2 separate regions of the Homo sapiens genome follow, and region 2 is linked to region 1. A link is an interaction called in ENCODE POLR2A ChIA-PET data of the cell type or tissue named here. Cell type or tissue: OCI-LY7. All regions are shown on one strand. Links, peaks and the distances in the headings refer to the core of each region. The heading gives the core; the rest is flanking DNA.

Region 1 (16,652 bases), core at 6,178-8,677:
CTGAAAGAAGTTTCCTCAGTATTCAAGAGATTACTATATAAAATGTTTCTACAATTGGTTAATTTTTATCACATGTGTTTAAGTTAGTGTCAAAATATTCCTTAACATAAAAATAAAATCTATGCTCTTACCCTTAAAGACCAAATGTTCATGAGCCCACCTAGTCCACCAGACACCAGGGCCAACCCATCAGAACTAAAGGCAACAGTCCGAACAGGAGTGATGTGTCCCCGCAGCTGATAAACACACTTGGCTCCTGATGATTTCCTATATCCATCCTGAAATTCATTATTTTTAACATGCATTAAAATAAAGATAAATTATATAAGTTCAAGATTTATCATTCACTCTTGGAAATTTTATATTTCAGAATAAAATTGGCAAGGGGGAGAGATAATTTCTCTCATAAAGGATAGTAAGCTTGACTGAATCAGTAATAAAATATCAATCTGATTCCCTTTGTTGAAGCTTTCATCTTTTTTAAAAAATATATTTCTAAACTAGTTTTCTACTCTTCAAACTACAGAAATAACATCTCAAAGTTCTAATTATCCCTCAGAGACAGGAAAATACTGACTACTTTTTAACCAGTGTTTTGATTTTTAAATTTTCACTTCATGTAATTTTCATTTTTATCCCCTAACATTTGTGAACTGCACATGCTGACTCTATATAAATAGATTCCTCTTTTTGTTGGCTAATGGTTCTGTCTGTCACACATTTGTTCTGCAAGCTTTAGAAGTGACATAGGTAAGGCCTGTCTATAGGGCTGCCCTCCAGCACAAAGAGTAAACCAGACCTATCTGTAGTACTCCCACCTCCACTGCTGTGATATTCTCCTATTAGTGAGTTGGCTACTCCTTCCCTCCCTCTCCACCCTTTCTCCCCATCCTTAAGCTCCTTCTTCCTTTTAGTTATGACAACATAATACTATATGTATTCACTACCCAAAGATGATGTAAAGTGTATTTCTTCCAAGGGTATCATGAGCAAAAGGAAGGCAACAGAATGTACAAACTGGTAGCTCAGAGATGCGATCTGACTGGCCACTCAGTGTTTTAAACAATTTTAAGTTAGGTGCCAATGTTTAATATTGGGAGATTTTACTTAAACATTGGATTCTTAGCATCTATAGAAAAAATAAAACAATCTGGTAACAACAGGCTCTTAATTCTAGAAACTGACAATCAGCTGTGTGCCTTTATATAAAGCATGTAAGCTTCTTTGTTTTTTTTTTCTGTTTTTGCTTTTTACCCTCTCCAAACCTTCTAACCCTAGCTTCATGAATTTATGTTACTCGCCTAGAGGGCTCTCTATAAATATATACATTTGTAACTTCTGTTTAATATAAATAAATCATTCTTCATAGCAAGGATTCTGGCATCAGTTGGAGATTCTTTGGATGGATGTGCTCCCATGGAGTTTCTATTTTAATGTACTAACAACTTATGACTCGTCTATCTGTAGTATCAATTATATCCACTATCACAGTAACAGTCACCACTTAATATGTATAGAATATCTCATTTTACCAAGCAATTATGGTATCTCTGATTTATAAAAAATTAAGCTAATTCAGGATGACAATTACTTATATTTCCCAATGGATCTTGCCCTTTGGGATATAGTAATGACTTTTTTAGTAACCAAGGGAGAATGACTCTGATGTCATATACTTTCCATAGTTTCAGACAGTCTTCAAAAACACCAGAATGTTACCTGGCAATTTGATTCCTGCTCCCACCATCCTTCTGCACTAGTCACATTGGTCTGTGTAGTATCTTGAGGAATGCGCCAAACACATACTAAGCCACTCTGACAGCCACTTAAAAAAATTGATCACATAAAACCAAAACATGTCAATATGCATTAAGTAAAAATATTTCCGAATTGCAATCAATTAAGATCTGATAGAACCACTGCATTATTTTTTAAACTTATTTGTAGTACATACAATCTTTTACAAGAAATACAACCGAGGCCAATATTCTAACAACATCACACCCAGAGATAAGGAGATTACATACCAAGTTTCACACTGGACAACTACTACTCTTTCTTTTCTCTGAGGTAATCTTATAATGTTACACATTATAAGAATAGCAACTGGCAATAAACTCTTTAAGACTACTGAGAAGCCACACTTAATGCAGATAACAGTCTATACCAATATAAAAACTAAGACGTATAGATGCAAATTGACAACATACGTAGCCATCAGTAACTGCAACTTGGATCCTTTCCCTGGAAGGCGGCACCAAGCAATGCCATTTACAATAGATGGATGGCAGAGTGAATGTAGACAGCACCAGCATCCCGAAATAGAGCCCCAGAGTTTCACACTGTCTTCTTTGGCACATGTCATAAGAATATGACCTGTAGGGTCCCACTTCATGCTAATAAGAGTATCCTTAAAATGGAAGGAAGAGAAAAAAAATCAGAGTAATGTTTCCTTCACAAATACTTTAAATTCAGTAATACATAACTTATATTTCTTAGCATCTATATTTCTATAACTCATTTATTTTGAAATCAATATTTTATGCAAATCAGATACTGCCATATCATTCCCAATCACTAGACCAACTTACCCTTTAATGTAGTCTGTGTTATATATATTTGCTGCAGTTAAAGCTCAACAAATGTTAGCAGGATAAATGAATTATGAAATTCTGACTCAAAAGGGATATGTTATCTCTCATTAGCATTTGTATTTATTAAGAGTTATCCTTATTGACTAATAATCATTACAGTATAAAAAAGAAGAGACTTAAAAAAATGCACCCCTTACATCCCAATAGCAAACACTAATGAGAATCTGGGATATGTTTTGTGTTTATATGGCTGTGATCATTGTGCTCTTCTGATTTTATTTTTATTTTTCAATCCTCTTCCACATCTTCTAACTCCTGGTTTCATGCATTTACGCTACTTGCCTAGATGGTCCTGTAAATATCTGAACTGGCAACCTCTGTTTAAGGTAAAAAAATCATTCTTCATGAACGGAATTTCTGACATTACTGGGAGCATTTGAACAGGAGGTATTACCAGGGTGTTCATAATTCACTGTTTTAGCTTTACTCTTTCATGGCTTATTTATTTTTACATAGACTTATCCATGTATATCCATGGTCCAAAGATTCTGTGCAACAACAGAACATTAAGTCATAAGTGACTGATGTAAAAAAATTTTAAAAGAAACTAGTATCAAGCAATAGTAGAGGCTAAAAAAAAAAAAAACCAAGAAGGCTGGGCACCGTGGCTCACGCCCGTAATCCAAACACTTTGGGAGGCCGAGGTGGGCGGATCATGAAGTCAGGAATTCGAGACCAGCCTGGCCAGCATGGTGAAACCCCGTCTCTAGTAAAAATACAAAAAAAAAAAAATTAGCCGGGAGTGGTGGCGGGCGCCTGTAATCCCAGCTACTCAGGAGGCTGAGGCAGGAAAATTGCTTGAACCCGGGAAGCAGAGGTTGCAGTGAGCTGAGATCGTGCCACTGTACTCCAGGCTGGGTGACAGAGCATGACTCCATCTCAGGAAAAAACAAACAAACAAACAAAAACAAAAACAAAACAAAACAAGAAAAAGCAACTATCTGGTAAAGATGCTTTTACCAGAATATATACAAATAGCCAACAGGCATATGAAAAAATGCTCAACATCACTAATCATCAGAGAAAAGCAAATTCAAACCACAATGAGCCATGCACGTTGGCTCACGCCTGTAATCCCAGCACTTTGGGAGGCTGAGGCAGGTGGATCACTTGAGGTCAGGAGTTCGAGACCAGCCTGACCAACATGGTGAAACCCTGTCTCTACTAAAAATATAAAAATTAGCCAGTTTGGTGGTGGGTGCCTGTAATCCCAGCTACTCAGGAGACTGAGGCAGAAGAATTGCTTGAACCTGGGGGTTGGAAATTGCAGTGAGCCAAGATCGCGCCACTGCACTCCAGCCTGGGCGAAAAAGCTAGACTCTGTCTAAAAAAATAAAAATTTACATTAAAAGAAAAAAAAAAACACAATGAGATATCATCTCACCCCAGTCAGGATGGTTATTATTAAAAAGACAAAAAACAACAGATGTCGGCAAGAAAGTGGTGAAAAGGGAACTCTTAAACACTGTTGGTTTGAATGTAAATTAGTACAAACTCTATAGAAAACAGTATGGGGATTTCTCAATGAACAAAAACCAGAACTACCATTTGATCCAGCAATCCCACTACTGAGTATCTACCCAAAGGAAAATAATTCATTTTCTCAAAAAGATGCCTGCACTCATACATTTATCACAACACCATTCACAATAGCAAAGATATGGAATCAACCTAAGTGTCCATCAATGGATGACTGGATAACGAAAACATGGTATATATAAACAATGGAATACTATGCAGCCATAAAAAGAATGAAATCAGGTATTTTAAGCAACATGGTTGGAACTGAAGCCCATTATCTTAAGTGAAATAAGTCAGACACAGAAAGGCAAATATTACATTTTTTTCACTTTTAAGTGGTTATTATTAAAAAGACAAAAAACAACAGATGTTGGCAAGAAAGTGGTGAAAAGGGAACTCACGTGTACACACGGGCCTAGAGTGTGGAATGATAGACAAGGGAGACTTGGAAGGTGAGGGCTGGGAGGAGGATGGATTATGAGAGATTACTTGATGGGTACAATGTATGTCATTTGGGTGATGGATATCTTAAAATCTCTGACTTCTCCACTGTGTAATCTATGCATGTAACAAAATTATATTTGTATCCCATAAAATTACGTTTTTTAAAGATGCATTTACCTTATGTGCATCAATTAGAACAATGCCTCCTTTCTCAAGTGGTTCCTTTGTTCCCAGTAACAGTTTTCCATCAAAATATCCCACTGCAAATGGTCTGTCTTCACTGAACCATGCAATGCAAGTAACAGACACTAACATGATCAAAACAAAAGAGTAAGGAAAAGATAATTATTTGTCATTGTCTGACTTAAAAGACAGAGACTTTGAAACAAATAATGATAATGCAACCATTGCAAGTAAATTTCCAAATAGCTCTTTAATGCATTTAGACAAAATGTAGGCGTACAGTGGGGATTCCATGTAACATACTTTTTAAAAGTGTCGCTTATCTGTGACAAGGGCTACCTACTTTATAATCTTTCATTCTTTTTCAGGTGGTTGTTGAAAAATAGAGACAAAAATTAAATTCCTTTGCTGATTGTAAGTCACCATAGGTTCTTTCCTTTTGGACCAAAATCTACCATGAAACTGAGAAGTGAAAGAACCCAAGTCATAGAAAGAAAATTACATCTCTTTTTTTGCTTATTTAATATTCCCTATTCAGTATGTTTCCATATTCTATCAAAATGTTCTGTTCTCACAATCTATATTTCTACTTGTTTCTTCAAGTATATGTAACACTGAAAGACTACAAAAGAAGTAAAAACAGTATCTGTGAGGGTAGAATGGGAGTGTGGGAACTGAGTAGACAGGAGAAAGACTTTTCACTGTATGCTTTTTAAAACTTGAATTTTTGAACCCTATGAAAGTATTACCTATTCTTAAACAAACAAAACAAACCTCTTCTGTTAATGGAATACCATGTAAGCAGGCACTATGACTTTGAATTACCCCACTTCCCCCAGACAACCAACAAAATCTTGTGAGATGCATTCACGTTCAAAGGAACACCACAGTAAGAAGAAAGCAGACTTCCTAATCTCTCTTGTCAGACCAGGAATTCCCTGCTTCCCCTTCCTCCATTACTTCAATTTTACTCATTTTTTAAAAGACAATTTCATCTCGGCCAGGCACGGTGGCTCACGCCTGTAATCCCAGGACTTTGGGAGGCCAAGGTGGGCGGATCACAAGGTGAGGAGATCGAGACCATCCTGGCCAACATGGTGAAACCCTGTCTCTACTAAAAATACAAAAATTAGCTGGGCGTGGTGGCGAGTGCCTGTAATCCCAGCTACTTGGGAGGCTGAGGCAGGAGAATAGCTTGAACCAGGGAGTCAGAGGTTGCAGTGAGCCGAGATCGCGCCACTGCACTTCAGCCTGGTGACAGAGCGAGACTCCTTCTCAAAACAAAACAAAACAAAACACACACAAAAAAAACAATTTCATCTCTACCAATGATTATGACCTTTTTTTCTCTTGGACAGTCCTAACTTTCAAAGGAGACTTGGAATCTGCTATAAATATTAAGCCACACAAAAGATGAATTACTAATGTTATAATACTATTAAATCTCATTTTGACAGAGATGTGTGGTGGGGGCTAGGAGATAAATATCTTTCAATTCAGTAACTAATTAAAATTAAAACATGACTGGAAAATTTTGAAAACAAAGCCAAGATAATATTCACTTGGTATTTTTAAAAGCAAATGCCAAAAAGCTAAGTCTAGAAAGGAAGTTGGAGACTCCGTCAGCTAGACGTAAGTGCAGTCATTTACCATCCTTTCGATAGCAATGCTCCAATTCTCGACGGTGCATGGTGGACACATCAACAACTTCAATCAGTCCCAGAGATCCATCCATCCGTCCCACCAACAACAATTCTGGAGACTCTCCTGACCAGGCTGTAGCCGGACCCTCTTCTGGCCAAGCCAGGGCAGATACCCAATGAGGCTGAATATCTACTAATCCTTTTCCTCCTAAAAGGGAAAAAATGTTAACTAGTTTTTACTTAATTCTTAAAAAGAAAAAAAGGAACAGAAACAAATACTACTTAATTCTAATACACACTCAAAGCAGTTCCAAATTTCATAATAGCCTACTAATGAATAAGACCATGAAGGCAGGATCCTTCATTTATAATACTATATATGATCATAAAATTAAAGTTTTTCAGCCGGGCACAGTGGCTCATGCCTGTAATCCTAGCACTTTGGGAGGCCAAGACGGGCGGATCACCTGAGGTCAGGAATTCGAGACCAGCCTAGTCAACATGGTGAAACCTCTTCTCTACTAAAACTACACAAAAAATTGGCCAGGCATGGTGGCACGCGCCTGTAGTCCCAGCTACCTGGGAGATGGAGGCTGCAGTGAGCCGAGATCACGCCACTGCACTCCAGCCTGAATGACAGAGCAAGACTCCGTCTCAAAATAAATAAATAAATAAATAAAATTAATGTTTTTCTGTAACCTTTTTTTTTTTTTTGAAAGAGGGTCTTGCTGTGTTGCCCAGGTTGGAGTGAGTACAATGGCATGATCATGGCTCACTGAAGCCTCAAACTCCCAGGCCCAAGCAATCCTTGAGCCTCAGCTTCCTGAGTCCCTGAGGTTCCAGGCATATGTCACCACGCCTGGCTGTCTGTAACTATTAATAGGGCAAAATGGTAGCGTTATAGAAGAGAGTGTAAAGAAAAACACTGAATGTACAAATGTACAAATGTCAAGCACTTAAGTCCTTTCTCAACAATTACTGATAACCAAATTGGCATAAGAAACTTACTTGCAGTTAAGGCTAGCTATTCCTCAAATGTCACACAGAAGTTATTCCTCAAATATGTGACACAGAACACCTATTCCTCAAATATGTAAAAACAAATGAAAATACTAATAAGCTCGATATTACAATAATTATTTTTACTTTCCAGAGAGGTATAATAAAAACTGACAAGAATTTATACCTGCAAAATAAACATAATAGAAATATTTCAAGCAATTCAAAAGAATACATAGCTTAAAATTCAGTGACAACTACATCTCCCCAAACCCTACTCTGAATACTTAGTGGTACAAGAAAAAAAATTTAAGTTTATAACTACTAGGTTAGTTGAAAGTCCCAGAAAGAAAAGTGAATAAATGAGCACTTCCTCTCTAATTTGAAGCACACAGTGCATAGATTGAAATTTCAGAGTTGTTGGAAGGCTTGTGAATTTCAAGGTGAAGAGAAACCACTGTTTGGACTCAGAAGACTAAGAAGAAGGCTTTAAAAAACTACTTTCAGCAGTTTACTAGTGTTTACATGACTCTTACCATTAACTTGCCAGATATTCACCATCTTTTCCAAAGCGCCTGCTAGATATTTGCCACTGATACTCCAGGAAACTGGTGAGAAACTTGGATCACTGGGTGATCCCAGGCTTTCCTCAGCATCCCCTTCCCTAGAATATAACAGACAGATATGCAGTTCTAATCCCCATCATTCAAAAGTAAATTAAATCCCAAACCTTAAAATAAGGGTTTCATATAGACTAGAGTGTATAACTGATTCTTCTGTTTCAAAACCTTGGCTAGCAGTATTTAACAGTTACACACTCATTAATGTTTGTCATCATGTGAAAAATGAATTATAAAAGAGTGATATTAGACTTTTCCTCATTTAATGTAGTACACAACTTGTCAATAAAGACATTCAAATTCTGTATGTGTTGTACAGATGGTTATTATTCAGAAGACATTGATTCTTATTTGCCTAAACTCTTGGGAATACTTCAGAAAAGAAATAGCTACAGCTGGCTATAAAACTATTAAAAATGCGGCTGGGCGTAGTGGCTCACATCTGTAATCCCAGCATTTGGGAGGCTGGGGCAGGCAGATCAGAAGGTCAGGAGTTTGAGACCAGCCTGGCCAACATAGTGAAACCCTGTCTCTACTAATAATACAAAAATTAGCCGGGCATGGTGGCAGGCACCTGTAGTCCCAGCTTCTTGGGAAGAGAAGGCAGCAGAATCACTTGAACCCAGGAGGCAGAGGTTGTGGTGAGCTGAGATTGCACCACTGCACTCTAGCCTAGGCAGCAGAGCGAGACTCAGTCTCAAAAAAGAAAAAAACAAAACAAAACAAAAAAAACTGTTGAAAATGCTACATTCTGATACGGAAGCAATATAATTACTCTAATTCCTAAACAACTCTTAAAGACCTATAGCAAATTAGCCTACTGTTTTACATAGTTGAACATTTATTTACTAGTAGATCTTGATTTAATTCTAAGTCCAGATACAGATGATTTAAAATTATGTTTTCTGAATTGTTATCCTGGAAAGTTAAAAATACACACTGAAAATACAGTAATACTAATCTAAAAGAAAATTTCAAAAAATTTTAGTGACAATATGATTACATTAACACAACCAAGATGAGGCATGTTTAGGATTCTCTTATTTTAAATGGTATACACGTGATGTTAGCACTCACAATCTGTTGAACACACAGGTCTGTTGCAGTGAATATTGCTTCTTGGTAACATTCCATACGCGGATGGTGCCATCATTGCCACTTGTAGCCAAAAGACCTTTTTTATTACACCAAACACATGTCATTACCTAGAAAAGTTGAAACAGGTAGTCTAATAATTTTCTATTCAAATGATTTTATTATTTGAAAAAGTTGTATCCAATTTTTAAAAATCTACCATGAAATTAAAAGAAAAGCATCCATTCCTTTCTTTTCTTGAGATGAAGTCTTGCTCTGTTGCCCAGACTGGAGTGCAGTGGCTCAATCTCAGCTCACTGCAACCTCCATCTCCCGTGTTTAAGCAATTTTCATGCCTCAGCCTCCAAACAGCTGGATTACAGGCACGTGCCACCACAACTGGATAATTTTTGTATTTTTAGTAGAGATAGGTTTCGCCATGATGGCCAGGCTGGTCTCGAATGCCTGGCCTCAAGTGATCCGCCCACCTCAGCCTCTCAAAATTCTGGGATTACAGGCATAAGCCACCACACCCAGCCTCCATTCTTTTCTAAATGGCTTGCAAATATATTTGAAGCTATACTTATTTGAAGTATAGCTTTAAGGTACTATGCACTAATGCATTTGAATTATCTGAGACCTATTATAATCTTTACTAAATATGTTTACTTAATAAGTACTTTAACATTTTATGTTCTATAAAATAAATAACACAGACTAAGAAGTAATTTTAAAAATTGTTTAAGTAGGCCAGGTGCAGTGGCTCACACCTGTAATCCCAGCACTGTGGGAGGCCAAGGCAGGCGGATCACCTGAGGTCAGGAGTTTGAGACCAGCCTGGCCAACATGGAAAAACCCTGTCTCCACTAAAAATACAAAAAAATTAGCCGAGTGTGGTGGTGTACATCTGTAATCCCAGCTATGCGGGAGGCTGAGGCAGGAGAATCACTTGAACCCGGGAGGCGGGGACTACAGTGAGCCGAGATCTCACCACTGTACTTCAGTCTGGGTGAGACTCCGTTAAAAAAAAACTGTTTAAGTAATACAATTCAATCTTCATTTCTTGTTACAGCTCAGAGACCCCATGGGTTAGATTAAAATAGTGAGGCCAATTTCTTTTCCTTTTGCGTGTTGTCCTTCAGTATCTGTGGGTGATTGGTTCCATGATTCCCTGCCCCAAATTTGCAGATAGATTCCTTATAAAAATGGGGTAGTATCTGCATAGAACATATATATATCCTCCCATGTAATTTAAATCATCTCATGATTACTTTAAATACCTAACAGAATGTAAATACTATGTAAACAGTTATACTGTACTTTTCATTTGTATTATTTTTTATTATTGGATCATTATTTTTTACCCCAATATTTTCCATTGGTAGTTGGTTGAATCAATGGATGCAGAACCCACGGATACAGAGGATCAAATGCATAAGTCTTCATCTTTTGTGAAGCTATTCCTTTGGTTTTCTTCTCATCCCCCATCCAATTCTCCAATTCGTATACTATTATATCAAACCAGCATACAGAGAAAGTAGAGTTGGTAACTGCCAGGAACATCTTTGTAATTGTGTGCATGTGTATGTGTACGTGTGAAAGAGAGTGACACAAAGAGAGAGACCTAAACTTTGAGCTCCTTGAGAAGAGAAGAGACTATTTCATCTTACATAACGTGATTAACACACTTTCCACTCAAAATACTTACTCTGTTCTGATGAGCCTCCAATTTGATAAAGGAGCATTTTCTAAGATCTCCTCCCATATCAGCAAGTGTCTGCAGAGTAGTTTGGTTGTCACGGTCGTGTGCAGCAAGAGTGCGCACGAGTTGCTGAGCTGCCCATTGCCGATGCTGTGAGGACAGCCTGGAGGAGAGGCAGCAGGCTGCCAGGGCATTAGCCAACTCCAGAGGGCCTACAGCAGAAGGATCATAGGAAGGATGGGCATACAATTGGGCAATTAAACCTGCTTAAACAAAACATGAAATGATGCTCAGGTGAGATTTGGTGGTGGTGAACAAGCAAATGGGTTAACCCATATCTTTTAAGAATTGGCACTTTTGCAAGCAATTATTTCACTAAAATATGCACACAAGAAATAAAGCATTTATCTCACATCAAATTCTGTAAGAAATCTGATTCATTAAAAATATACATTTTAGGCCAGGCATGGTGGCTCACGCCTGTAATCCCAGTGCTTTGGGAGGCCAAGGTGGGAGGATCACCTGAGGTCAGGAGTTCGAGACCAGCCTGGCCAACATGGTGAAACCCCCATCTCTACTGAAAATACAAAAAAAAAAAAAATTAGCCACACCATGGTATGGTGGCACGTGCCTATAATCCCAGCTACTCGGGAGGCTGAGGCAGGAGAATTGCTTCAAGCTGGGAGACGGAGGTTGCGGTGAGCCGAGACTGCGCCACTGTACTCCAGCCTGGGTGACACAGCAAGACTCCATCTCAAAAAAAAAAAAAATTTATTATACAACAATCAATAGTCTTTGCTCCAAGGACTCAGTAGACTAAGAAAGCAGCAGAAATAATTTTAAAACCAGGATGGAGATGGCATGCCTTTAAGAAAACAGTTTGGCTTTTGTTGCTCAAAAGTGATGGTGTGACTGTAACCAGTCAAGGAACTGGGCTGATAGATCCAAAAGCCAGTATCGGCTGGGTGTGGTGGCTCATGCCTGTAATCTGAGGACTTTGGGAGGTCGAGGTGGGAGGATCACACGAGGCCAGGAGTTCAAGACAAGCCTGGCCAACATGGCGAAACCCCATCTCTACTAAAAATAGAAAAATTAGCCGGGCATGGTGGCATGTGCCTGTAATCCCAGCTACTTGGGAGGCTGAGGCAGGAGAATCACTTGAGCCCAGGAGGTGGAGGTTGTACTGAGCCAAGATTGTGCCACTGCACTCCAGTTTGGGTGACAGAGTGAGACTCTGTCTCAAAAAGAAACAAAAAACAAAAGCCAGTTATCTCTTGGCTAAATGGTCCTGATGAAGAGAAAGGCAGTACTGATAAGTAGTCCCTTCAAAGTGTTATAATCTTAAAACAAAGAGAAAAATAACACTGCCTTCATCTAAATTTTATTAAAGAAACCTACCAGGATTATTATCTATGGTTAACTCAAATCATAATCTATAACTAAACTAATATGGTACATTTTCTAATCTTTGTTTCCATACACAGTGAAAAAGTATCTATGCACTTCTTTTATGTTCTAAACTTAAGAAACTCACGTCATATAATTTATCATATACTAACAATGTAAAAACATTATTTAAAAATAAGAAGTCGATTAGAAGACTGTATGTTTCAGTAGTATGAAACTTACCTTTCTTTTCAACTTCTGACTTATCATAGTTAGGTCTTAGTTTGGCCCCTTTGTCTGCTAGCAATGCCACAAGGGCCTGTGTTACAACAAAGTTTGGGGAGGTCACAAGCTTGTTCTCTTCAGCAATTCCTCGGAGAAAGCTGGGTAGAAACTTTCGCTGAATTGAGTCATCAACTGTGGTTAGATTTACACCTGTTGCAGCAGAAATCAAGTTCTGAAGAAGCAATTGGAAAAACAGACTTAATTTTTACATGTAATTTTGGAACAAAAATATTTCATTTCAAAAGGCTCAAGAATCAGTCAGAAATAATCAATGTAACGGGGAAAAGTACTGAAAGTAGCTTACCTGTGTACACAACTGTACAAGCAGTTTGGCAGCACTAGGAGCATTTGATGCCAGACATCCCACTGCTGTGCTCAAATAGGCCAGGCAAGAGATAGGCTTGTTAGCCTTGCTATGCCCACCTCGTGATCGTTCTGAGGTGCTAGCCATGGCAGAAGGGCTGGTGGAGAGGCCAGCTCTCCCTGCTGCTGCCAAGCACATTAATCGAACTAGCGTTCGGATATCTGTTAGCCCCAGAGACTCAAGACCAGCAGCCAGGCTACAACTGGAACCACTGCCAGTAAAGAAAAACATCTCAGATGGATAAAGAAAATGGATTTCTTAAGGGACCATTTGCAGTCCCACATAACATTCACAGCATCAACAACCATAATAAAATGTAAGCTGCACTATCATTAGCCATACATGTCCTAAGAGTTGCCAAAGGTATCAAGCTGGAAACTGGCATCTAAACGTTCTCTCCTTTTAATAAGTATTGGCATATACTTGAAGTACAATTGAACTGACAAAGTAAAACAGGAATGTTCACAAAGCATAAATTTTCATAAGCTGAACAAACCCATGTCACCGCCCTCCAGATCAAGAAACAGAACATTGCCAGTACCTCAGAAACCTGCTTTGGGCTTTTCTCAGTCACGATGCTCTCAGAAGTAACCACTATCCTGACTTCTAAAGCTACAAGTTAGTTTTGCCTGTTTTTGAACTTTACATCAATTGAATAATTAATATATGTACTCTTTTGTGTCTGGCTTCTTCAATATTATGTTTGTAAGATTCATCCAAATCTTGTAGCATTGAGCAGTTCGTTTTCATTGACATATACATGAAATCTGCCACAGTTCATTTATCCCTACAGATGACAATCAGGCGGTTTCCAACATGGGGCTATTATGAATAGTACTACCATGAATGATTGGTCTTTAGGGGGCACATATTTAAGTATTTCTGTTGGATATATACCCAGAAGTGGATCTCTGGGTCACAGAGTATGTTCCTGTTCAGTTTTAGTTGATACTATCGAACAGTTTTCCAAAGTGGTTATACCAATTCATTTTCTCACTAACAATGTATGGGAGTTTTAGCTGTTTCAGTCACTTTTTTCTCTCTAGTGTTTTAAATGTTTGCCATTCTTGTGGGTGTGCAATGGTATCTCATTGGTGGGTTTTTTGTCTTAGGTTTTTTTTTTTTTTTTTTTGAGACAGGGTCTCACTATGTTTCCCAGGCTGGTCTCAAACTCCTGGCTCAAGGGTTCTTCCCGTCTTGGCCTCCCAATCACACTGGATTTTAATTTTCATTTCTCTGAAGACTCACTGAGGTTGAACATCTTTTCATGTTTATTGGCCATTTGGAGATCCTCTTTTGTGAAACACTTCTTAATGTGTTTTGTCCACTTTCTTCTGGGTTGTCTTTTTCTTGTTAATTTATAGGAATTCTTTACACATTCTGTTGGTTAGATGCATTACTAATATCTTCTCCCATTCTATGGCTTGCTTTTTTACTTTCTTACTTTTCAAATCACTTTTGCTAAACAGAGGTTTTCTATTTTATTGTATTCCAATTTATCAATCTTTTATGGCAGATTCCTTTTGTGACTTGCTTGAGGAATTTTTGCTTGTCCCAAGACCAAGAAGCAATTCTTCTATGTTACCTTCAATAAACTTTATTGATTTATTTTTCTTTTATATTTAGATCTAATAGCCACTTTATAACTATTTGCTTTATATAGTTTGAGGTTGGGACCAAGGCTTTTTTTTTCTATGTGGATAAACCATCAGACCCTGCTTCAGTTACTGAAAAAAACAGCCTTTCTCTATTGCTCTACAGTGTGAACCACTGTCATAAATCAAACCATAAATCAAGTGTTTATTTATATGTATGGGTCAGTTTCTTAACTCTCTTCTGTACTATCCTATTTGCCTATCCTTGAGCCAATAGCACACAGTCTTATGGAAATTTTGTTTTTCTTTCAGGATCTTTCTGCCTTCACTGATTTGCCATTAAATACTCCTGCTTAATCACTTCTTAAACAGCTGTCTTTTAGGTATTTCTGGTTCTCATCCCCTTTTTACATTACACTCCACAGTATCAACACGGCAAGGATCCCCATGATGGCATCTGCAGGCTGACTTAGCTACACAGACGGTCAATACATTTTGACCTTTAGTTTTTGATCCAGCACCATTGGGATCAACAGCCTTAGTTTCCCATTTCAAGCAACAAAATAAAATGTATGCAGTTTACTCAGTTGTGATAATGGCATTATTTTCTACCTAAAAAGAGCCAAGTATTAACTGAATGACCGATTGAGTGAATAACAATGACTACGTCTAACATCTTTCATTCAACAGTACATATTCAAGCTTCTAAAATTCTATCTCACCCTCCCAAACACCACCAGACTTCCAGCTAATGTACACTAGAAGTTAACTTAGCATCATGTGACATAAAATAACACTTACCTGACTGAGAGAAGAGACAGCGCTCTCATGACCATGGTTCTGGCCAGAAGAACCTGAGCAGCAGCAGTCACTCTCCTTAAAGCCACCACACGGTCATGAGGGTTTGCTAGGGCAGCTGCCTGCTCTCCTAACGTTATTCTCCCAGAGGAGCTCTTTTCTACGGAGCCATGGCAACCTGAAAAACATAATTCTGTTTTGTTCTCAACAAGGTAAGAAAAAAATACATCTGAACTACTAAAAACATTTCCTATTCTACAGAGGTTCCATAACAAACCAATGTCTTTTGCTCATCTGGAACTTGGTTATACAGAAAATTTCTTAGGAGAAACTCACATATTTCTAAGTTTGAACTTGGATATTTCTAACTTAGATATTTCTATGTTAACAATGTATTTACCATAGGAGTATTTATACTTAATTTACCAGTAAGTATTTTCTGTTTTGTTCATTTTGCCCATGTATCACATCTACTGATTATAAGTGCTTTGAGAATTTATAAAGGACTGAATTACCAATACTGCCCAATTCTTTATTTTGTATTCCCTATACCAAAAATTTACCACACCCTCTCACCCAAATAAAAAGAAGACTGCACAATAATTTTAAGTTGGTTACAGGATTCTCTTAACACCAAGTTTTTTTTTAAATAACAAGTTCTATAAATCTTTTTATTGCTTCGGTATCATGAAAGACAAAAAAAAATCAAAACATTTATTTTTTCCTCTTGAGACAGGGTCTGGTTCTGTCACCCAGGCTGGAGTGCAGTGGCTCAATCATCACTCACCATAACCTCAAACTCCTGGGATTAAACAATTTTTCTGCCTCAGCCTCCTGAGTAGCTGGGACTAAAGGTGCACACCACCCACCCAGCTACTTTTCTTCATTTTTTTAATAGAAATGGGTCTCACCATGTTGCCCAGCCTGGTCTTGAACTGCTGGCCTCAAGCGACCTTCTTTCTTCAGCCTTCCAAAGTGCTGGGATTACGAGCATAAGCCACCAAGCCCAGCCAAAACTTAATACCACATTATACCTTCAAAATGTTAAAACAACTGGCTAAAGAGACTTGTTGGGGTGAGATAATGTTGAACCATTAGTCTTATTTACTTTTACTTTATTATTATTATTTACCTATCTAAGAAACAAATTATAGTAGATGCTATAAAATCAATGCAAATCAGGATTTCAGTTTACCTATTTGCATCAGAGTCTCTTCCATACTGTTGGTGGCTGTGACCATTGCTACTGATGCTCCCAGTGGATCGCTGTCAGGGAACTGAACTGGTTCTGGTACAATGCGCCGGTCATTTAAACCAAGCGGTCCAGCAAGTAATTCAAATTCTTCTTCACCAGTTAGCTTTTCATCTTCATCAACATCCAACA
Region 2 (9,104 bases), core at 2,223-4,722, 60 kb after region 1:
TTCTGTGTGTTACCTGTGTATCTGGTGGGGGGATGTAGACAACTGCCTACTTGGCCTATATGTACAGGCAACCATAAACAAATCATATATGACTTAAGCTTGTGCATAGACTTGACATTATGGTATCAGCAATTTCAATTGTACTCTATCATACAATCCAAAAAGCTTGTGTCAAAGAAGGCCCGGAAGTGACAAAACAAGGCCGGGAGTGGTGGCTCACACCTGTAATCCCAGCACTTTGGAAAGCCGAGGCAGGTGGATCGCTTGAGGCCAGGAGTTCGAGACCAGCCGGGCCAACAAGGTGAAACCCCATCTCCACTAAAAATACAAAAGTTAGCTGGGTGTGGTAGCACACGCCTGTAATCCCAGCTACTTGGGAGGCTAAGGCAGGAGAATCACTTGAACCCAGGAGGCGGAGGTTGCAGTGAGCTGAGATTGTGCCACTGCACTCCAGCCCGGATGACAGAGCAAGACTCCCTCTCAAAAAAAAAAAAAAAAAAAAAAAAAGAAGAAGTGACAAAACAGATTCATTTGGAAAATGTTATATAAAATCTTTACCTGGTCATATATATAGATACATGTACCCCTGGTGCAGATAAACACACATTTTCTTATACTCACCTACCTATGTATCAACAGAAATAAGTATTATATATTCTTGGACCATTTGGTGCTGGATAAAACACCAAATAGTCATCATAAAGCTCCTCAAGGCATCACTGTGTCAGGCAATAAAACATTTTCATTACATAGTACCTTTGCCATGAGGACTCATGGAAGAAAACAATCTCAGGCCTCAGAACCAGAAAAATCTGGTTCTCTTGAACAATTTTGTTTTTTATCTTTTAGACACTGTGAATTATGTAACTCATTATGCTTTTCCTGTGTGGTGACCAACCTCTAGCAGAACACCACAGGATATGGGCCAAGATAAGAATATCTTACCCAGGGCTTTATTTTCCTCTCTCAGCCTTTTTCAGTCCTAATTCATTCATCTAAATTATCCTTTTGTAAAGTATCTGTTTTCATATGCTAAATCAAATCCTGCCAGAAACGAGGGAGCTAGGGAATAGACTAGAAGGGTGTAGCAAGAAATGTTAGTAAAAATGACACCTGTCAAACAGTTAAACTTAGGGTTGGTATTCTCTGTTTTAGCAAGCAGAGAATAACAGTAGATAACACGTCATATAATACATTTTATGAAAGAAGGTTAAAACAAAGATTTAACATTAAAGTAGTTAACTTCTAACATTTTAAAAAGCATTTCATTTACGAACAATTCAGAATAAATGAGGTATCAAAGATATGAACGGTAATCTTAAATAACCTCATATAGTATAGAAGGGTAACATATTTCAGCTGGAAAACCCAAACCATCCCAAGTGCTTGCTCCTCTTCATCCACCCCAGGCTCTCTGAAGCTGAAGGCTTAGCCCAGGTCTCCCTTCATCTGAAATGGAATCTGCTTTCTCTCTAGTTCTTGTCTTTTCCATCTTTTGACACTATCTTTGTAATATTCCATAAGGAAAGATGATCAAAAGTCAATCTGGTGTTTTTTGTTTGAGACAGTGTCTCGCTCTGTCACCCAGGCTGGAGTGCAGTGGCGCCATCTCGGCTCACTATAACCTCCGCCTCCCAGATTCAAGTGATCCTCCCACCTCAGCCTCCCGAGTAGCTGGGACAGGTGCACACCACAACACCCAGCTAATATATATATATATTTTTTATTTTTTTGTAAAGACAAGGTTTGGCATGTTCCCAGGCTGGTCTTGAACTGCTGGCTCGAACTCCTGGGCTCAAGCAATCCTCCCACCTCAGCCTCCCAAAGTGCTGGGGTTACAGGCATGAGCCACTGCGCCTGGCCCAATCTTTTTTAAAAATGGGTTTTTTTTTAGTCTTTTTAAAAATTTTCTAAAAACTAAGTGAACAACCAGAAAACCTAACAATCTTAACAATTAAATCTAAGCTCAATCCTCCTCCATTGATCTGTTGTCCCCATTTATAATTTTCCAGATATTTTAAATTGTATTACCAAATTTATTCTTCACAACACAGTTGAGGCAAGTACAACAGGCATTATTCTCCACTTCAAAGATAAAGAAACTGGAGCTCAGGAAGGTTAAATGTCTTGTACAGGTCAAAGTCCATGGTGAGTTTTAACCCTATTCTGAGTCAGATTTCATAGCTGATTTCCCAAAAGTACACCACTTTAATTTTACCCATCCTCCTTTCTATATTTTCATTTCAGTTGAAAGGAGTTATTAATCATTTACAATATGTAAAGCACTGTGTAGGAGATATCAGGGGCATTTAGGAAAAATAAAAACCAAAAAATCCTAGATTTCTAGTGGGTTTACTGGGAAGACATACTAATAATACATAAATAAGTCCAACATAAGACAAACGGTAAATTATCAGACATCCTAACAAACTGTCATGGGACAACTGGGAGAGTAAGGTAGCTGGGAAAGCTTTCTGGAAGAGGTAACATTTTAGACAGTCCTTCAGGGAAAGACAGGATATCAGCAAGGAAGCCTAGGAGAACTTTTAAGGCAAATAGTGCTTTAGCAAAGGCTCAAGAGGTATGCTTGGGGTCTGGCAGATGAACTACTATGGCAAAAATGCAGACCACTGCAGAAGAATACTGGTTCCAAAAGCAGGCAGGTGACACTTCCCAGAATCTTTGATTTCCGAGTAGGCAGTGCAGTCACTCCTAGATTTGATCAGTCTGTAATTTGGACTTGCGTGGACTAGCCATCTCTCTGCAGTAAGACAAGATGTTTGAGTAGGAAAGTAGCACAATCAGCAGGTAGGTGTTTTGTTGTTGTTATGTGTGTTTCCAAGAGTTCTAATTTGGAAAGAAGTGTCTAAGGAGCAAAACTGGAAAAAGTAGGGGGACCAGTTTGAAAATACCTACTCCAGAAACAGGTAATAGGGCACTTCAATTAAAGAAAGGAAAAAACCAAATGCATGTGGAAATTTTGCCAAAATAGATTAGACAGTTATTTATAAATTTAAAAATAATTTCCTGACTACCTACCACGTGCTATTATAGGTGCTTGGGATACAGAAGTGAATAAAACAGCAAAAAATTCCTGTCCTTAAAGAGCTTATATTCTAATGTAGACTAAGACTAACTGATCAATGAATAACTAAATTATACAGTAAGTGATCGGTGCCCCAGAAAAAACAAAGCAAGGCAAGGGGGACAGGAAGTGACTATTTGGAAAAGAAGGAAAATTGACATTTTAAATAGGGTGGTCAGCACAGGCTTCATGGAAAAAGTAACATCAGAATGAAGACTTGAAGAAAGAGAGGGAGTTAGCCATGCAGGCAATAGCATTCCAGTCCTAAGAAACAGCCAGTTAAGGCCCTAAAGGGAACTTGTGTTGCAGATTCACGCAACAGCTAAGAGTCCAGTGTGACAGAAGGAGAATCACTGAGGAGAGTAACAGAAGAGATCAGAGAGGTAGTGGGACCAGACCATGAAGAGCCTATAGACCCCTGTAAGGACTTAGACTTCTAGTCTGAGAAAAGGGAAGTCATTGCAGGACTCTGAGCAGAGAAACGACATGATCTATGTTTCAAAATTATTGCAGGGTTGGGAGCTGGGTGCAGTGGCTCACACCTGTAATCCCAACACTTTGGGAGGCTGAAGCAGGAGGATCACTTGAGGCCAGGAGTTTAAGATCAGCCTGGGCAACAGAGCAAGACATAAAAATTTAAAAAATTAGCCAGAAATGGTGGCACATGCCTGTAATCTCAGCTACTCGGGAGGCTGAGGCAGGAGGATTGCTTGAGCTCAGGAGTTCGAGGCTGCACTGAGCAGCCTGAACTCCAGCCTGAGTGACAGGGTAATATCCTGTCTCAAAAAAAAGGGAAATTATCACAGAGTTAGGAGACTAGATAATGAGTCAGATTGATCAGATTTAAAAAATTAACTGACAGAGAAATAAATGAGCACAGGAATCTCACTAGACTATAAGACTGGGAGTATGAAGTGGAAGCACAGAGATATTAATGCAGATGAAGGAGAAAAGGAGGAAGTATAAACAAAATGTCATGATACAATGAAACGTAAAGACACTGTTCAACTTTCCTTAGATGAGGAATCCTTTATGGAAGCTTTTTTAAAACAATAACTTATTCTTTATGTAGCACTTTATACTTTTTCAAAAATATTTTCCTATCCCTTCTCTCAGTTCATACAACAGAGGAATTTCAGAATTACACATGGAGCTTATAGATAAGTCCATCTCAAACGCTAGCATTTCTCTATGAGCTGTCACATGATATGACCAAGATCCCACCGCTCTTTAACAGTAGAATCGAGACCAGAAGCCAAGTCTGACACATCACCATATACACAACAGGCACTACCATCTTCGTATCACACAGTAAGACACTAAAGCCCAGGGAGGTCATAGCACATATAGAATCACACACAAGGCAGAGGAACAGCCAAATTGAAAACCTAGCTACCAATTAACTCCAAGTCCAAAGTTCCTCAAGTAGAAGCAATCTTCTAGATAGTTTTCGCTTTATATTTTACCAGTGACACTGTAGCATACCTTTACCTCACCTCCTTTTTATATAAATTAGCATCTTATTTATCTTTACCCTAAATGCCTGCAGTCCAGGTTCTGAGGCTTTTTTGATAGTTAACAGAGCTGTTAAAAGATTTTGAGTAGAGGAGGTATAAACAGATTTGTACTTTAGATATGTTAGTCTTGTGAAATGTGGAAGGTGGGCACAAGGCAAGAGGTGAGGCAACCAGTTTGAAGGCTTCTGCACACGTCCACTCAAAAGAGAAAGTTTAAAACAGAGCAGTGGCAGAAGGAAAGGGAGAGGAGAGGACATTGGAGACACACTAACGGTAAAATTTTTAAGACTTAACTGGATTGGGAAGGGGTGGAGAATAAAGGGATCAGGAGATAAGAAAAAAGAGTCAAGGATGATCCCAAGTTTCTTGCTTGGATAGTTAATGTACCACCTACTAAAATAGGGAATAAAAGAGAAACAGGTTTGGAGAGAGACGAGTTCACTTGTAGATAGGTTAAGATTGGGGTAACCCAACTCATTCGGGTGGAATGTCCATCAAAGAGTCAGATATATGAATTTAGAGTTTAAAAAGAAGTCAGAACAAGAGATTGAAACCATTAACACATATGTGGTAAACATATATGCAATATAGTTATTTCTCTTAAAGTTATTTTTGAAAAAATTTTTATATGTCTAAAACAAACATATTACTTACTCTAACCAAAGCCTTACATATCATATACCTTGAAAACAAAAATCTTTCTTTACTGAATCTGGGTATACCTACCAGTGCGTAACCCTCTTCATCTGATTCAGGCTGAGACAAATCAGATTCACTCCTCGATTTGATCAGTCTATAATTTGGGCTTGTGTGGACTAGCCGGCTCTCTGCAGTAAGACTTTCACTCCTGTCTCACATGTACAAAAAAAAAAGTTTTTTGATTTAGGACTGTTAGTGAACATAAAATTGAATGGAATTGGAGCACAGAGATAATATACACACACAGGGAGGAGTAATGTCAGTTGACAGGAAATCCTGACTCTTGTCTGAGCACAAAGACCTTCTCAAAATAATTTGCATGTCACTAAACTACAGAGCAATGCAAGTAACTTCACATGCTTTTTCACTGCTGTTGTTTATATATACGAAAAATTGTGCCTCCTCATTTAATCAGAAATTTATAGCCCATGCTGAATCAGTATCAGTATTTACTTTACTTTAAGTTCATCCTAGTCAATTTGCATTTCTTCTTTCATGTCTATGTTAACATCAGAACACTGTAACTTTGGAAACAAACCATTTCAGTGCATAAAGTAATAAAGGGAAGTGAGTAGGTCATGTTTTCAGTGTCTAGTCAGTCCCACCTGGTCATAAGTCCACCCCCTTCAGAGGCACTTGTTGAAGGTTGCTGCAACTGTCCTTCTTCTCTTCGCTTCTGAAGCTCATCTATCACAGGACTTACTCCTAATATTAACAGGGCACACCGATGGATCACGGAGTTGCATGCAGCAGTGTACACATCCTGACCCTCAGGAAGGTCTGTGCTGACCCTTCGCTCTTGCTGAGACTGAGGAGGTGGATCATCAGCTCGAGCCCCAGACCCTGCCCCACTGTTCATTCTATCTCGGTCTCGGCTACGAGCTACTTCACGGGCTGAGAGGAAACACTGAAAGATTTCTGTAACATGCAACACAAAAACAAGGTCTTAACACATGGGGAGAGAAGAGCAAAGAAAATAACAATAAAAATAGTCAAAAAGTTTGGACCAAAAACTTACTGAAAGAGGGAAAAATTATTTTTTAGACATTATATACAACATAGTTAACTTAGTTAAAATTACATTTAAAATATACTAAAATACTATATTTTCATAAAAATTACATTAGGAAATACTAATCTGCCTTTACAGAATTTTAATGTAATCACAATTCAAATGTTATTAATGAATTGGATCAGTTATTTTCAACGTACGGTCCCAGACCAGCAGTACCCACATCATCTGGGCACTTGTTAGAAATGCAAATTATCAGGCCCACCCCAGACCTTCTGAATCAGAACCTCTAGGTGGGGGACCCAGCAATCTGTGTTTTAAAGGCCCTTCAGCTGATTTTGAAGCCCATAAAAGCCTGTGAAGCACAAGGTTAGGTAAAAATAACTGCTTATTTCTGAAACGTTCACAAGCTTGGTGTGAAAAATGTGAGGTTTCAAAAGAAAAAAAAAACGGACAAAATTTAAGTTATATTAGTTACAACAAAAAATTCCCTTTCCCCTTCCAAAGTCCATATAATCCCTACCATCTACACTTTGCTGTATCTTAAACACATTAAATAAGCACTGTCACTAAAGGTCTTTGCTGAAACAGAATTTAGTTTTAATATATGGGGCAAGATTGCCTCCAGAGTGAGATGGCATCACCAGGAATACCCATCTGATGCCAGCCTTTCCATCAGTGGAGTTAACAAGGTTCTGATGCAGTGGTAGATATTTCACATTAGAAAAGAAATTTTTTGCACAAATTTGGAGCGAAGACAGTATTCTTCTTTTTTTCCTTTTTCTGTTTTTTTTTTTTTTTTTTTTTGGAGATGGAGTCTCACTCTGTCGCCCGGGCTGGAGTGCAGTGGCACGATCTCGGCTCACTGCAACCTCCACCCCCAGGTTCAAGCGATTCTCCTGCCTCAGCCTCCTGAGTAGCTGGTATTACAGATGCGCGCCACCACACCGGCTAATTTTTTGTATCTTTAGTAGAGATGGGGTTTCACCATGTTGGCCAGTCTGGTCTCGAACTCCTGACCTCGTGATCCGCCTGCCTCGGCCTCCCAAAGTGCTGGGATTACAGCCGTGAGCCACCGCACCTGGCCCAAAGACGGTATTCTTAATGGGAAACCAGGCCAAAAAAGTTGGTAAAATACTAAATTCATCAGTTAATATGGAAGTACAAACTTTAAAAATTGATCTGTATATTTTATAAAATTGTGACAATATTTTTGTTATGCTATTAAAAGTCCCTTATTTCTACAAAAATCAAAGCAATAAACCCTCTCAGAGTCCAGAGCTAGAAATCAATTAAAGTGGTTAAGAGAATGGTCATTGGTGTTTGGGGCAGACCTGCTTCTAATTCTAGCTGCTACTAACTGTAGCCTAAGTCATACAATTTTGCATCCTTAAACCTTAGTTCATTCATCTTTAGAATGAGGTAGTACTAGAACTTTAGACAGTTATGATAATGAGCTAATCTATGCAAAGAACTTGACCAGTGCCTGGCATATATAGATGCTCTAAAAGCATAGCTAGTTTAAAAAGTGTTAGTTCCCAGATGACTATCATTCTTTTATTGTAATTGAGGGTTATACTTTACTATATTTTCACCTTCAGTCTGCTTCCAGGAATTTCTAAACTAAATTTATATTCAACTGCAAAAGTTCCCTCAGCCTAGGTTTTTAAAATACAATTATTTTCCTTCCCCATCTCCAACTCCCTTTACTCCATTTGGATCTTTTTCCTTTTGTTTAAATTATGTTTAGTCTTGTTTCAAGCCCCCTCAAAAATCATTTTTAGAAGTATGCAGAACACAAATAAGTTGATAATAAAGTTAGGGCCAAGTTAATTGACAGATACAGACAATCTCAAAACCAAAGGCATTGCTGATCATGTTTTAGGGTACCGACTGAATGCACACTTTAACTGGAAATAGCCAAATCACTCAAAAGATACTAATAAATGTTTTAAAAACTTGATACTTCTCTTTAAACATATAAATAACTACCTTTAAAAACTATCTGAGCCTTGGAATATAAAGGTATGAAAAGTTTTATGCACCCAGTCAATAGCAGTCTCATGTAAATTCTTGCTCCCTATCGAAACAGCAGTGTAGTCAGTGGGTGAAATTTATAATTTTAGAAGTTCCACACGTGGAAAACATTATGGCTCTCCTAATAGGCATAGAAAGGGGCTCTCTTCCTCACCGCTCAGACGTCTTCGAGGCTGGTGGACAACTTGTTGCCCCAGAGGACATATTTTGAATGGCCCTATCTGATGACTCATGAGTTTCATTTCATGATGAGGCTCAGTGAAGCAGGTACTGACATTCCTGCTTCCAGAGCTTCTCAGCCCTGAATATGTAACCCAAAAGCATCAGAATAGTACTAGCACAGTTGTAGGAGCCCCTGTCAGCTAATACAAATTGAGATCACCAGCAGAATATAAAGTCCTTTTAGAAAAACTATGGAGAAACTTTGCCTTTCTCTTTCAAGTTAGTTCCCCTATCAAAAAGCATGCCACAGTTTGTATCTAGAAAGTAAGAAGGGTATACTCACTGCCAGCTGTCATCACTTCATGTTCCCGTTCCTCCTCTTCATCCTCTGGCTCCGGATGCCCCTCTTCCCGGTCTCTCTCAGCCTGTTCTTCCATTTCAGCTTCTTCATCAATAGTTCGAGTAAATGAATGCTCCTGAGGATCAACATCTGCAGAGTCCTGGTTTTCTGATATCTTAAAGAAATTATCAGAAACTACACTAAATACATTTTTTCCAAAATCTTTTTAAAACTTTAAAAAACCTTTAATTT

What was found. ChIA-PET counts read pairs that join two places held together with the same protein. Peaks named below come from ENCODE experiments on the same cell type or tissue, not always from the same donor. Only the 100,000 strongest peaks of a DNase experiment are listed, where the experiment ranks them.
Region 2: POLR2A ChIA-PET joins it to region 1 with 7 read pairs; 6 of 35 experiments call an interaction of 5 or more read pairs at or near these places.

The regions. Positions count from the first base shown.
Region 1 is chr15:63,643,273-63,659,924 of GRCh38, forward strand. HERC1 (HECT and RLD domain containing E3 ubiquitin protein ligase family member 1) reads right to left here. Exons shown (of 78, transcript NM_003922.4): 47 at 16,464-16,652; 48 at 15,272-15,446; 49 at 12,816-13,086; 50 at 12,470-12,683; 51 at 10,847-11,052; 52 at 9,142-9,269; 53 at 7,981-8,108; 54 at 6,453-6,653; 55 at 4,797-4,927; 56 at 2,211-2,410; 57 at 1,720-1,825; 58 at 132-278. Among named protein-coding and RNA genes, the nearest start is that of USP3-AS1, 51 kb to the left of the region's middle. In OCI-LY7, for the core only: no CTCF peak of the experiment used is centred there; no DNase peak of the experiment used is centred there.
Region 2 is chr15:63,707,447-63,716,550 of GRCh38, forward strand. It overlaps HERC1 (HECT and RLD domain containing E3 ubiquitin protein ligase family member 1), which reads right to left. Exons shown (of 78, transcript NM_003922.4): 22 at 8,856-9,027; 23 at 5,907-6,219; 24 at 5,329-5,449. Among named protein-coding and RNA genes, the nearest start is that of USP3-AS1, 110 kb to the left of the region's middle. RefSeq lists enhancers at 6,806-7,307, 7,308-7,807. In OCI-LY7, for the core only: no CTCF peak of the experiment used is centred there; no DNase peak of the experiment used is centred there; H3K27ac peaks cover 296 bases.